2 separate regions of the Homo sapiens genome follow, and region 2 is linked to region 1. The links are chromatin contacts, found by Hi-C or POLR2A ChIA-PET in ENCODE. All regions are on one chromosome and are shown on one strand. The core of a region is the stretch at or near the end of the contact, and the rest is flanking DNA. Distances in the headings are between cores, read along the strand shown. Region 1 overlaps JAML (junction adhesion molecule like). Region 2 overlaps IL10RA (interleukin 10 receptor subunit alpha).

Region 1 (5,368 bases), core at 1,170-3,669:
ATTTGCACTTGATTCCTCTATGCTATCTGAGTGGGTCACAGTGGGTGACATCATGATGGAGTATGGGGAATTACATCTGGTCCCAGGTTCACCTCTGAGAGCTTGCCATACATTTAAATGTCATCCATTGAGTGATTCACAGGAGAAAATAGGATGAGAATTGACATTTTGAGGTTGTGAATTTGAATCACGAGAGACAAAATGTTAGGGGCCAGGTCACTTCATTCATGTTTGTGTCTACACACCCATTAACTTTTCTTAAAAGCTTTAAAAAAGCAATCTACATGGCTTTTTTTAATGCCAATATTCATTTAACAAGTTATTTTTAAAGAATCTGCTATATGAAGAATACTTAAAGCCCCAGTCCTGATGGGAAACTTACAACCAAGATGGAGGAGATACATGTAAAATAATAAAGACGTATATAATACATCAGGCAATAGTAAGAGCCTACGGGGAACAATAAAGCAGGACTTTGTGGTTTTTGTTATGTGGGTGCTTGGGGAGCCCTCACTGAGATGACATTTGAGGAGAGGGAGTGAACCCTGCATATGTGTAGGGGGAAGAGTGTTCTTGCAGTCATAGACAGTAGCAAGTGCAAAGGCCTTGCAGCCAGTATGCAAGGAGCAGCCAAGAGGTCCATGTGGCTGGAGCGCAGTGACCCAAGTAGGTGAGGGAAGAGCAAGTAGAAGTTGAAGTCAGAGGTAAAGGGAGATGGGCTGGGTCATGCAGGGCCTTGCATTTTAGTAGAAATGGGAGTGGGGGCCATGAAGGGTTTTGAGCACAGGAGTAACATGATTTAACTTACATTTTTAAAGGCTCATCTGCTGAAAATAGATTGTCATAGAGAATAAGCAGGGAGACAAGTAAGAAAGCTGTTGCAGGAATCTAGGTGAGAGATGAGCTGGACCAGAATGGTATCAGTGGAGGAGGTGAGGACTGGCTGGATTGGGGATATATTTTGAAGGTAGAGGTGATAGGATTTGCTGAGGGATTCAATGTGATTTGTTCCAGAAAGACAGAAATTAAGGATGACTCCAGGATTTTTAGCCTGAGTATCTGGAGGAAAGCATTGCCATGTACCAAAATGGGATGGACTGGAAAGAACTGGTTTGGGGGAAAGATGAAGAGTTCAGTTTTAGACATGTTTCAGGTTCCTATTGGAAATCCAACTAGAAATGTCATCAAGAATAAAAGTATACTTTTGCTTTTTTTTTATTGGAAAGGTGCACAAAATGAAAGTCCTCCTTTTCTTATCCCTCCATTCAGATGGAAAAACTGTTCATGGTTTTGTGATGTCCTTCACAAGTACACACGCATGCACATGTGTGTGTACATGACTTTGTGTTATTTAATGCTTTCTGATAATACCCTTACTGCCTTCACCTAGCAGGGCCTTGGAGTCCTGAGATCTTCCCTCCCCCATTTTCTCTGCTCCCCGCTCCACTCCAGTCCTCACAATATCATACTTTTTGTCTTTCACTTCTAGGAGGAGATTGTATTTCGTTACTACCACAAACTCAGGATGTCTGTGGAGTACTCCCAGAGCTGGGGCCACTTCCAGAATCGTGTGAACCTGGTGGGGGACATTTTCCGCAATGACGGTTCCATCATGCTTCAAGGAGTGAGGGAGTCAGATGGAGGAAACTACACCTGCAGTATCCACCTAGGGAACCTGGTGTTCAAGAAAACCATTGTGCTGCATGTCAGCCCGGAAGAGCCTCGAAGTATCTAACATTTGGCTGGGGAGCATTGAGGGACCTCCTGGCTGGTGCATGGCGCCAGGACTAGAGTGAGGCCGGAGAGGTTCCTAGGATGCAAAATTGAAGGAGGCATCCCTCTCAGGTGCTGACTCTGGCCTTGCACAACCCTGAGAATGATGCCTCCTTAGAGGTGGCTCCTCAGGTGCCTGGCTTGCCTCACCCTAGTTCTGGCCCTGCTGCTAGGCCAAGGGGAGGGGAGCTAATTTAGTGAATACCAATCCTCTGCCAGACCCCACTCATTGCCAGGGTCATCTACTGATGTAAAGATACAGAAGCTCAGGGAAGGATCGGAGTTGATGTCCAAAGTCAGCATACTTGGTTTCAAGGGAGGTGCTGTATGTGTTAGAGTGGAGCGGGAAATGATCCTAAGCTAGTGAGAGACAGCCAGGAACAGAGAGGAACATGCAGGCACCAGAACCAAAAATGGAGGGTTTTCTGATCAGAGGTTCTGGATTCTGGCAAACAGTGTGCATCAAGGCCAGTGCTGTGTAGGAGAGGAAAGACTTGATTGTGTTGACAGAGAGAGGTTGATAAGTGAGGGGTTAAAGTTAAACCATAACCCAGTTAGCAATCAGGATGTGGCCTGTGGACTTTGCCTGTCGCTAGGGCCTTCAGGAGTTGGCTGTGGTTGGCTGGGGGTGGGGAAGATGGGGTGAGGATGGAACATACCTCATACCTCAGGCCAGAGACCTAAGTCTGTGGAGGCACCTTGTCTCCAGCTGGAGAGGGGAGCACGGCAGGTCTGTGTGCTTCCTTCTCAGAAGTCCAATTCACAGAGAAAATCGAGCCATTATGGGGGCTCATGCAGCTTCTCCACCCACAAACATATCTATGTCTCCCCCATTCTTATCTCTGCCCTGCCATCCTGAGGCAGAGGAAGGTCCCTTCTGCTCTGGGCTTATCTGGCCCCCTGTGCCCAGGTGGTATCCTTCTCAGGAACCTTACAACATGGCTCTTTGAGCTCACTTTCTGTTGGTTTCTACCATTCAATGGATACGTTTGCTCAATTCTACTACTTAATTACTCCAGCTCCATTCTATGTCTTTTTTTCTTCAGCTCCATTCTGTGTCTTTCTTTTTCTTAAGATTGTTTTCCTGAGATACAATTCACATACCATACAATTTGCCCATTTAAAGCGTTCAGCTCAATGGTTTTAGTACATTCAGAGTTGAACAACCACCACCACAATCACGTGTTTCTTTCTCAACATAGCCAAATAGCTTGCTAAAGGTCTGTGTTTGGTATCTTACTGTCTCATCTCCCATTAACTCCTCAGTGCACTGCATTCTGGCTTATTCTACCTCTACTCCAGCTTAGATCACCAATGGCACTGCAATTATCCATCCTCAGCCTTCTCTCCTTCAGTAGCATTTATATGCACTCTATGTTGGACACAGTTCCACACACACCCATGGATATACTTAGTCAACTCTACACAAGTTTTCCACAAATCCTTCATATGCAACATGTCTAACCTACCCCTGCACACCCCTCCTCAGCCCATCTCCCCAACCTCAGTTGTCTAACTAGATGCCTGGGGGTGTGCTTGATTCTTTCCCTTTCCTAGACCCCTAATCTAACAGGTCAGGTCAACAAGTCCTTGACTCCTACTACAGACTCTTGAAGTTGTCTTCCTTCCAGTCTGTCACTGCCGCCTTAGTTCTGGCTGTCTTCATCTCTGTCTTGAACTGTAGGCCTCTAACCAGTCTCTGCTTTCTCTCTCAGCCACTGCTCCTCATTCTTCACGCGGCTCTTGGTGCCATCTTTCTAAATCACATTAAGAACTTTCTCTTCCACTGCTAATAATCTTTCAATGTTGTTTTCATTGCCTGCAGAAAAATGCCAGATTCTTGGTTGAGATAGTCAAGGTCCTTCCTGACTTGGACCCTGTCATCTCTCCAGCGAAATTCTCCAGCACACCCACAAATGCCACTTTTGTGCCAGACCCGTTGAACTCTTTCTAGTTTCTAAAATCATCATCCTGTCAGGCCTCCAGATCTCATGCAGAACATCCCCTCTGTCCTTCTCCATATTGTCTTCCCAACAAACTGGATGTTTCCTGTAAGTCTTAGGTTAAACTTTAGAACTTTTGCTGGCAAATTCTCACTTGCTGCATATAGAATTGGACACCCTTTTTTCTGTGCCCCTCTGTTCCCCATACAGACTTCTGTTGTAGCGCCTACAGCAGCCTGTGGTTTTCTGTTGACGTGTTTGTCTTCTTCCTTGGAAGCAGGGACCACACATCATCATTCATCTCTGAATCCCCTGTACCTAGTGCTGTCTGGCCCTGAGGAGGTGTTTGCTTTATGTATTTAGAAAGAACCATGCAGATGAGTAGAAGGTTCCATATGGGCAGAAGTACCTCCGGAGGCTTTACTTGGTATCGTCACTGTGGGGCTGAGTCTTGCGGCATGAGTTCTTTTGAAGACAACCACTTGCCCTAAGGAAGATCAGCAGCCTCTCAAATGCCTGTTATTTCTGGGTCCTTGTTAAGCCAAATTTTAGAATAGAATTGTTGATGTGAAAGGAAACTTTACTAGAGGTGAACTGCTAGCCTCTTCTCCCACCCACCTTAATCTACATTTTAGGGTAAACGAGGGGGTTAGACTTTGGTTCTCAATCTCATGGAGACAGTGTCCCTAGTGTCCAGATATGGGGTGGAGTCTGGCCTTCCCCTCCGCTTCGTGGCCTGGCTGGTGCTACTTGGTATAGGGCTGTGGGGCTCTCAGCTCTTTGCTAAAGTATTGAGACCCTCTCCTTGCTTTTCTACTTTCCCAAGCACTGGTGACCCCGGCAGCCCTGAGGCCTCTGGTCTTGGGTGGTAATCAGTTGGTGATCATTGTGGGAATTGTCTGTGCCACAATCCTGCTGCTCCCTGTTCTGATATTGATCGTGAAGAAGACCTGTGGAAATAAGAGGTACAGGGCTACCCCCACCCCTTGGATTGGGAGGCTGGGGGTGCAAGGCTGCCTCTACCCCAAAGTAGAACAGGGTGATAGGGCCCTACTTATGCCATTCTCACAGAAGGGGGTATTTTTAAATGGAATCATCTGTGGTAACCCTGCCCACTTTGCTTACTGTGCCCGGGAAAAGAATTTAATATTCCTACGCTCTCCTCATTCACTTTGTTATTATGTAAAGACTACAAACTCCCTTAGAAATGGGGGCCTCAGTAGGGCATAATTCAGAGCATAAATCTTACACAAGAACTATCATGGTACCATTCACTGCCTAAAAGATGATTTTTAAATTATCCATACTGTACGTTCCGCATAGAAGCTAAGATCTTAAGGGTTGCCAGTGGTTTTATCTAAAAGACCACATTCTAATTATGAGATACGATCTTTGAATGGGTGCCCTCAGGTTCTAAATGAATTATTATTAAAAGATGCTTTTGGCCAGGCGCAGTGTCTCATGCCTGTAATCCCAGCACTTTGAGAGGCCAAGGCGGGCGGATCACGAGGTCAGGAGATCGAGACCATCCTTGCTAACACGGTGAAAAGCTGTCTTTACTAAAAATGCAAAAAATTAGCTGGACGTGGTGGCATGTGCTTGTACTCCCAGCTACTTGGGAGGCTGAGGCAGGAGAATGGCGTGAACCTGGG
Region 2 (6,086 bases), core at 1,686-4,185, 200 kb after region 1:
GACAGGTAGAGGGGATGTGGGGAGGTGGAGGGCAAGGGTCACTTCCAGGGCTGGGGTGACCAGATAGTAGGATTCTGAAGAATGTTCCTGTTCTCTCCAGGGTCACTGTGAGGTCTTAATCTCCACCACGCCCTTCTGCCCCATGTGGGTAGAGGTAGACAGGTGTGGCACCCTACACCCAGGCCTTTGCAGATCATGTACTAGTCTGTACCCCTCCCTGAGCCTCTCAGCTCTACAGATTAGACAACTTACTAAAGGGAGCCCTCAGCTGCACCCTTGATGATGGGCTGTGATTGACCAAGGAGCCCCAGTGAGGCTCCTGGCTGGGCTCTGCAAGACAGATGCCAAACACAGCCGTGGCTCCTGTGACTCGATGAGTTGAAGGGATGGCAGCCTGCTTTTCCTCAAGGCAGGAAGTCATCGCGTGAATATTCTAACTGTATTGGCTGCAGGGGTTTGGGGATCTTCTCCAAGCCGGCGTCCTTACCTTCACACTAAGGGCTATGAGCTCATTCACTCTCACATGGGAATCCCTAACCCTGAGCCTCACAGATCCAGGCCAGCCTTGCCAATTGCTGAAAGACCTTTTCTTGGATGACTTGTCATTATTAAGCCAGAACTCATCATCTCCCCTCTCCCTCCACACCTCTGTCTCCCTTCCATGTCCATATTTCGCTTTTCTCATCATCGGGTTCAAGTGTGACTAGCACTTCTGAGACCTCCTTCTTTCACTCCAGCCTGTTGCCCCATCTTGATAATGCTTCCTTTAAAATGTCTTTGAGTCTGTCCCTTTCTCTCTGTTCCCACTGCCCCTGCTCAATACTGTCATTTGATTAGACTATTGTATAAGCCTCTCTTATGAACTGAATATTTTTGTCTTCCCCAAATTCATGTTGAAGCTGTCACTCCCAATGTGACGGTATTTGGAGGTAAAGCCTCTGGGAGGTAATTGGTTTAGATGAGGTCATGAGGATGGGGCCTCCATGATGGGATTAGTGCCCTTGTAAGAAAGTGGAAGAGAGACCAGAGTTCTTTATCTCCACCGTGTAAGGCCACAGCAAGAAGGAGGCCGTCTCCAAGCCAGGAAGAGAGCCCTCCCAGGGAACTCACTCAGCTGGCACCTTGATCCTGCACTTCCCCACCTCCAGAACTGTGAGAGATAAATGTCTGTTGTTTAAGCCACCCAGTCCATGGTGTTTTGTTATAGTAGCCCAGCCTAAGACAGCCTCCTACCCTGTTTCTCTGCCTCCTGCCTCATCCTTCATGTGGAATACTAGTTTCTTTCACATCACTTATCACTGATTGTAGTAATACGTTTGTTGTGTTTATTTGCTTGGTGTTTATCTTCATAACCAGATGACAGGCTCCATGAAGCCACACTTGTTTGGTTCACCACTCTGTACCCAGGGCTGCACACCATGTCCAACACATAACAAGTGCTTCGTAATGTTTTTTGACAAAATGAAATGCTGACTACAATAAAAGTCTCCAGCCAGGTCTCTTTGCCTCCTGCCCCATCCTTTCTGATTCATGTCTGATGCTTTGGATAGAGCCATATTCTTAAAACACAAGTTTTATCCTACCCAGTCCTTCTTCGGCAGAGTGTTTATTGGGTCCCACAACCCTTTTTGGAGGTTTATGGGAAATTAAGTGAAGTTAGGATCGAGATGATAGTGGGAAAATGTGCTGTGTGTCATTAATAACAATGCATTTAATTTTAAATTGGGGTTTACTTCAAACCCAAAACTGTGGGTTTGCTTTTTTAACCCATGAGCACAACAGGAAATGAATGAGTCAAGCTTCCTAGTATCTAGGGTCCTCTAGGTTGAGGCTTGATCAAATCAGCCCTGACTGCCCAGACCTGCCACTTAGGCAGCAGACCTGTCAGTGGTCCCAGGTGGTCACAGCCTACAGCTTCCCTTGCTGTGCTGTTCCCATGTGGGGCTCAGAGACCTTCCACCCAGCAGAGCAGCATGGGCTCTGGGGGTGGGACCCAGCTTCCTAGGGACTGTGTGTCTTCTGTGAAAGTGTGAACACTGAGGCCGGGGGATGAATATATGCTGGGTAGACAAGGCACACCCTGACTATAGCTATTTACAAAGTTGGGAAAACACAGTTTATTGAATTTCCTCTTCACTCAATGGTGGCCCATTTACCCCCTCTCTGTACTAAGAGGAAGTTCCATTAGCTCACACAAAGACAGCATTACGCATTCCTCAGCTTGGAAAAGCCCTTGAAGGAGATTGCTCAGTTGAAGAACAGCTGGGGCCTTCTGTTGGGGGCTGTAATCCAAATTCCCAAGAAATCTGCAAGTGTCTCATCAGCCCCGGCTGCTTGGAAGGACTCGCTCAGTTTCTCCCAAGGGCCTGTCTGTGGTGAGTGGTTACAGAGCAGCCTCAAAGCAGAGATGAACCAGCGCAAACTCCTACTCATTCCACAGAAACGGAGCAGGCAGGGCCTGCACCAAGGGCTGTGTCTTCTGACTTCCTTCTGTCCTGCAAGCTGCTCTTTGATCTGTCGTATCCAACCAAACTGGCTGCAGTTCCTTGAATGTAATTCCTTTTACTCTCTGAATCTTTATATTTAGACCTTAGGGGCCTTTTCCATGGGGAATAAGCCATCGCTAACACCTCATTTCCAGGAGAAAGTGACCAACACTACTTTTCTTTCCAATATTGACAAGGAGGGCTCTAGGGCAAAAGCCTGAGCAGGTCTGAAATGGCGTGATATTAGTCAAGTTCTCTGAAGATGATAGGATCAGCACTTCCTCAGAACTAGTTATTTTCTCAGAATGAACTGGGTGAGGCAAGATTGGAGATGACACAGGGGAAAAGAGGTGAGGTGTCCCCAGTCACCTTCTAGGGGATTCAGGTAGGACGAAGAGAAAAGCACACCCAGGAAGCTCAGGCCGCGGGCCTGGGTTTGTTCTACCCACTGGGCTGAGCATGGGGAGAAATTCAAACCCACATGGGGTTTTTCATGGAGGGAGCAGGCTGCTTCTAGAATAGAGTGCAGATGGCTTCCGCACTTAGGAGAACCACCACTGGGACATGCCTCCTGGGCAAGGGGAGCCAGGGACAGGGCTCTGGGAACAGAGCTCCAGGGAGGCCCAGTTTGCTGTCTTCCTGGAAAGGAGGGGTTTCCAGGTTCTTCTCTCCACATTGTCAGAACTCACATCCAAAACGTTGCATTGTGCTTTCCACCTCTTCCTTTTCTGTCTTCTGAAAGAGTCCCGCTGCACACTCCTTATCGCTTTCATTTTCACTTGTTTCCAAGAAAAGCTGTCCATTTTTCTTTACAGACTCAACAGCCAATGACAGCTAGTGGCACATAGTACCACATGCCTGGCACCATGTTAAACTTTTTATGTGCAATTTCATTTACACCTCACAACATCCTCATGGGGAGTTGTCAACTCCACGTGACAGGTGGGGAAATTAAAACTTGGAGAGGATAAGTAATGGGCCCAAGGTCACAATACAGGTAGCATGAGGACTCCCTGGGTCTGTCAGATTTAAGCCTGAGTCCTCAGCCCTGTTTCCTTAAAGTGACATCACACATCCCACACATTATTACCCTCCTCATTATCAACAACCGAGTCCTCCATGAGCCAATGTGCCATCAGCAATCTGACTAGTTTCACACGATTCCTGTGGTCTTGACAATTTATTGGAATAAAAAACATGTATCACTTATTGACAGAGCTTTGTGTTCAAGGCACATTCATACCCATTTCCTCAGCAGAACCTCACATCCCTACGAATTAGACAAGTCAGTCATTATTCTGCAGATGAGGAAACTGAGGCTCCAAGAGGATAAGTGACTTCTCCAAGGTCATACCACTGGAAACAGCAAAGTCAGAGCTAGAATTTCGGGGCTCCTGAGATATCCAGAATTCTTTCACTGTGCAATGCTGCCTCTCCAATAAATAAATGAACAAAATAAATAAATAAAGCTTTCAAGGGAACCCTGAGGAATCCTCCCTCAAGCCTGCCTCCAGAGGGAGTTCAGTTACCAGACTGGCACCTAAGAGTACTTTGGCAGAGGGGTGGGGGTCATGGCTGGATTCCCTGGGCCAGAATATCTGTTTTCAGAATGCTCCAGAGAAAGGCAGGGCTGAGATGACTCTGGATGGCACGCACAGGCCTGTCCCCTCACAGCTTCCATGCCTGTGGACTGAACTGCCTTTGTTTGAAGGCAGAGTCCAAATGGCCTATGGGGAGGCAGGGCCCATAATGCCCCCTTCTGGGGCTGTGTCTGATACTGTCTTGGCATGACACCATGGACTCCCATTGGATCTGTTAGCCTCTGGCATAAGAAACAAGCCAGCTTGGTAGTCCACGGACAGTATCTGCATTCTCCCAGGACCAGCTTGGCTAATACCCAGCAAACATGGAGGGTCCCCTAAAGGTGGAGTCCTTATTTCACAGATGGGAGATTGAGGCCCTCTGACAAGTGGCTAGTCCAAAATCACACAGCTGAACACCAACAAGGCAGGGACCCCAGCCCAGTGCCCAGTGGCTTATCCTCTGGGTCTGTAGCTGGACATTAGCAGCAAACACAAGCACAGGCCTCCAACCCTGACCCTCTGGGGCTGGCATGAGCTGGTGCCCAAGCCCAGAGGCCGCCCAAAGGGCTGAGTTATGACCAATACAAAAAACCATGGCTTCTCTGGAAGTTGTCAGCAAGATGGTGGGGCAGCAAAGTGAGGATGTGAGTGGCTTGGCCTCAGCAAGTGCCCCAGGGGGATGCTACTCCATTTGTTGGAGAGAGGGAGATATTTGCAGATGGGTGCCAGAGGTACCCACCAGAGGGATGGGTTCTGAGCTGGAAGCCCCATCCAGGGTCTCGGCTCCCTTTGTCTCCCCTCAGTGAATCCATTATGATGTGTTTGAGTGTCCAGAAAATATATACCTTAAGATCTTCCAGTGACAAGCTTCCTGCCCCAGAGGCCCGATGAGGGGAGGTTCCCCATGTGACCATCATATCCTCCTTTTTCCCCTAAAAATGACCCCAGCAGCAAGGCCCTGAAGCTTCCATTCCTACAGCCCTTCCTCCTGCTGGAAGCTCTGATGCTCGAGTGGCCTAAGCAGGGAGGTCTGGGTCTGAGCTGACTTCAGCCTGGTGGCCTCACCACAACTCCAGAAAGCCCCATGGTTCCCCTGAGCAAATAATCCTTTATGATACAGGAAAGAGTTCCTAGGAGGGAGAAGGTCCCTGCCCTTCTCAGCTCTGCCAGAGTCTGCAGGGCCCCAGTCAACAGAACAGGTCAGTGCCACCCACATACCCTGCACTAGTTCAGTGAGTTGGCCTCCTCCTGCCCCAGACACCCTGACCAGCCCTGCAGGGCCTGGCTGGGGCCAGCCCCAGTGGACTTGCAGAAAAGTGCCCAGACTGCCTCGTGCCTAACTTCTGCCCCAGGGGCCCTCCTCCTGGTCCAGGCAGAGGAGCAGGCATGGCTAAAATCAAAAGCAGCCTCTCAGCCCGAGTCACTCACTTGACTGCAGGCTAGAGATGAGGGGCAGGGTGACCAGGTCTGAGTTAAAGCTGCCCAGGAGACCACCTGGGGCTGCCACACAGCCTAGAGGGGCAAGGTCATGGGCAAAGCTCCAGTCAGATATTCCCAGGTCACTGCAGCTGCTCAAGGCCAGGAGTGACCATTCCTCAGTGGGCTGGTTCCACTGTCCCGTTGGGGCCCCTGAGGAAGCCAGAGTCATTTCTAGAGGATCCTGTTTCAAATAGCCCTTGGCCAGGGCTGGTGGATGCAAGCCTGCCTCATCAACCAGGCATCTCCCGAATTTGGGGCCAAGGCCATCTGTCAAGGGCGATTCTTCCTCCAGGCAGCCTGTCTTGGTTGCCTTCTCTTCAGCACATCTGGTCTGCCTCAGGTAACCCTGGAATGCCACAGCAGCTGGGTCTTCTTCCCCAGGCACCTCAGGCTCCGGGGGACTGTGGTGGCCCAAGGCCGAGCCACCCTGTGTGTCCCCAGCCCGGCCCTCAGAGTTTTGAACTAAGTCAATGCCACTGTCATCCTGGCCCCTGCTGTTGCTCCCCACCTGTTGCTCCCAGGTGGGCCCTGTGCTGGG

The links. Hi-C counts contacts between places; a loop is a spot of excess contacts on that map. ChIA-PET counts read pairs that join two places held with the same protein, here RNA polymerase II (POLR2A). Pooled maps may share reads with other maps.
Region 2: a pooled map shows a loop between it and region 1 (8-fold over the local background). The contact joins two enhancer-like sites. A Hi-C loop is called at or near these places in 4 of 37 single-sample maps with no recorded cell type and 10 of 50 pooled maps. POLR2A ChIA-PET finds 5 or more read pairs at or near these places in 4 of 52 experiments (activated CD4-positive, alpha-beta T cell, activated CD4-positive, alpha-beta memory T cell and activated naive CD4-positive, alpha-beta T cell).

What each region holds. Positions count from the first base shown.
Region 1 is chr11:118,199,787-118,205,154 of GRCh38, reverse strand. It overlaps JAML (junction adhesion molecule like), which reads left to right. Exons shown (of 10, transcript NM_001098526.2): 6 at 1,490-1,727; 7 at 4,543-4,681. Among named protein-coding and RNA genes, the nearest start is that of JAML, 23 kb to the left of the region's middle. Within about 2 kb of position 2,419, at least 6 of the 41 ENCODE cell types and tissues checked have a DNase peak (open chromatin) inside an H3K27ac peak, as active enhancers do.
Region 2 is chr11:117,999,045-118,005,130 of GRCh38, reverse strand. It overlaps IL10RA (interleukin 10 receptor subunit alpha), which reads right to left. Exons shown (of 7, transcript NM_001558.4): 7 at 3,648-6,086. The coding sequence ends at 5,490. It overlaps SMIM35 (small integral membrane protein 35), which reads left to right. Exons shown (of 5, transcript NM_001394165.1): 5 at 1-1,497. Among named protein-coding and RNA genes, the nearest start is that of IL10RA, 16 kb to the right of the region's middle. RefSeq lists an enhancer at 5,748-6,086. Within about 2 kb of position 2,935, at least 14 of the 41 ENCODE cell types and tissues checked have a DNase peak (open chromatin) inside an H3K27ac peak, as active enhancers do.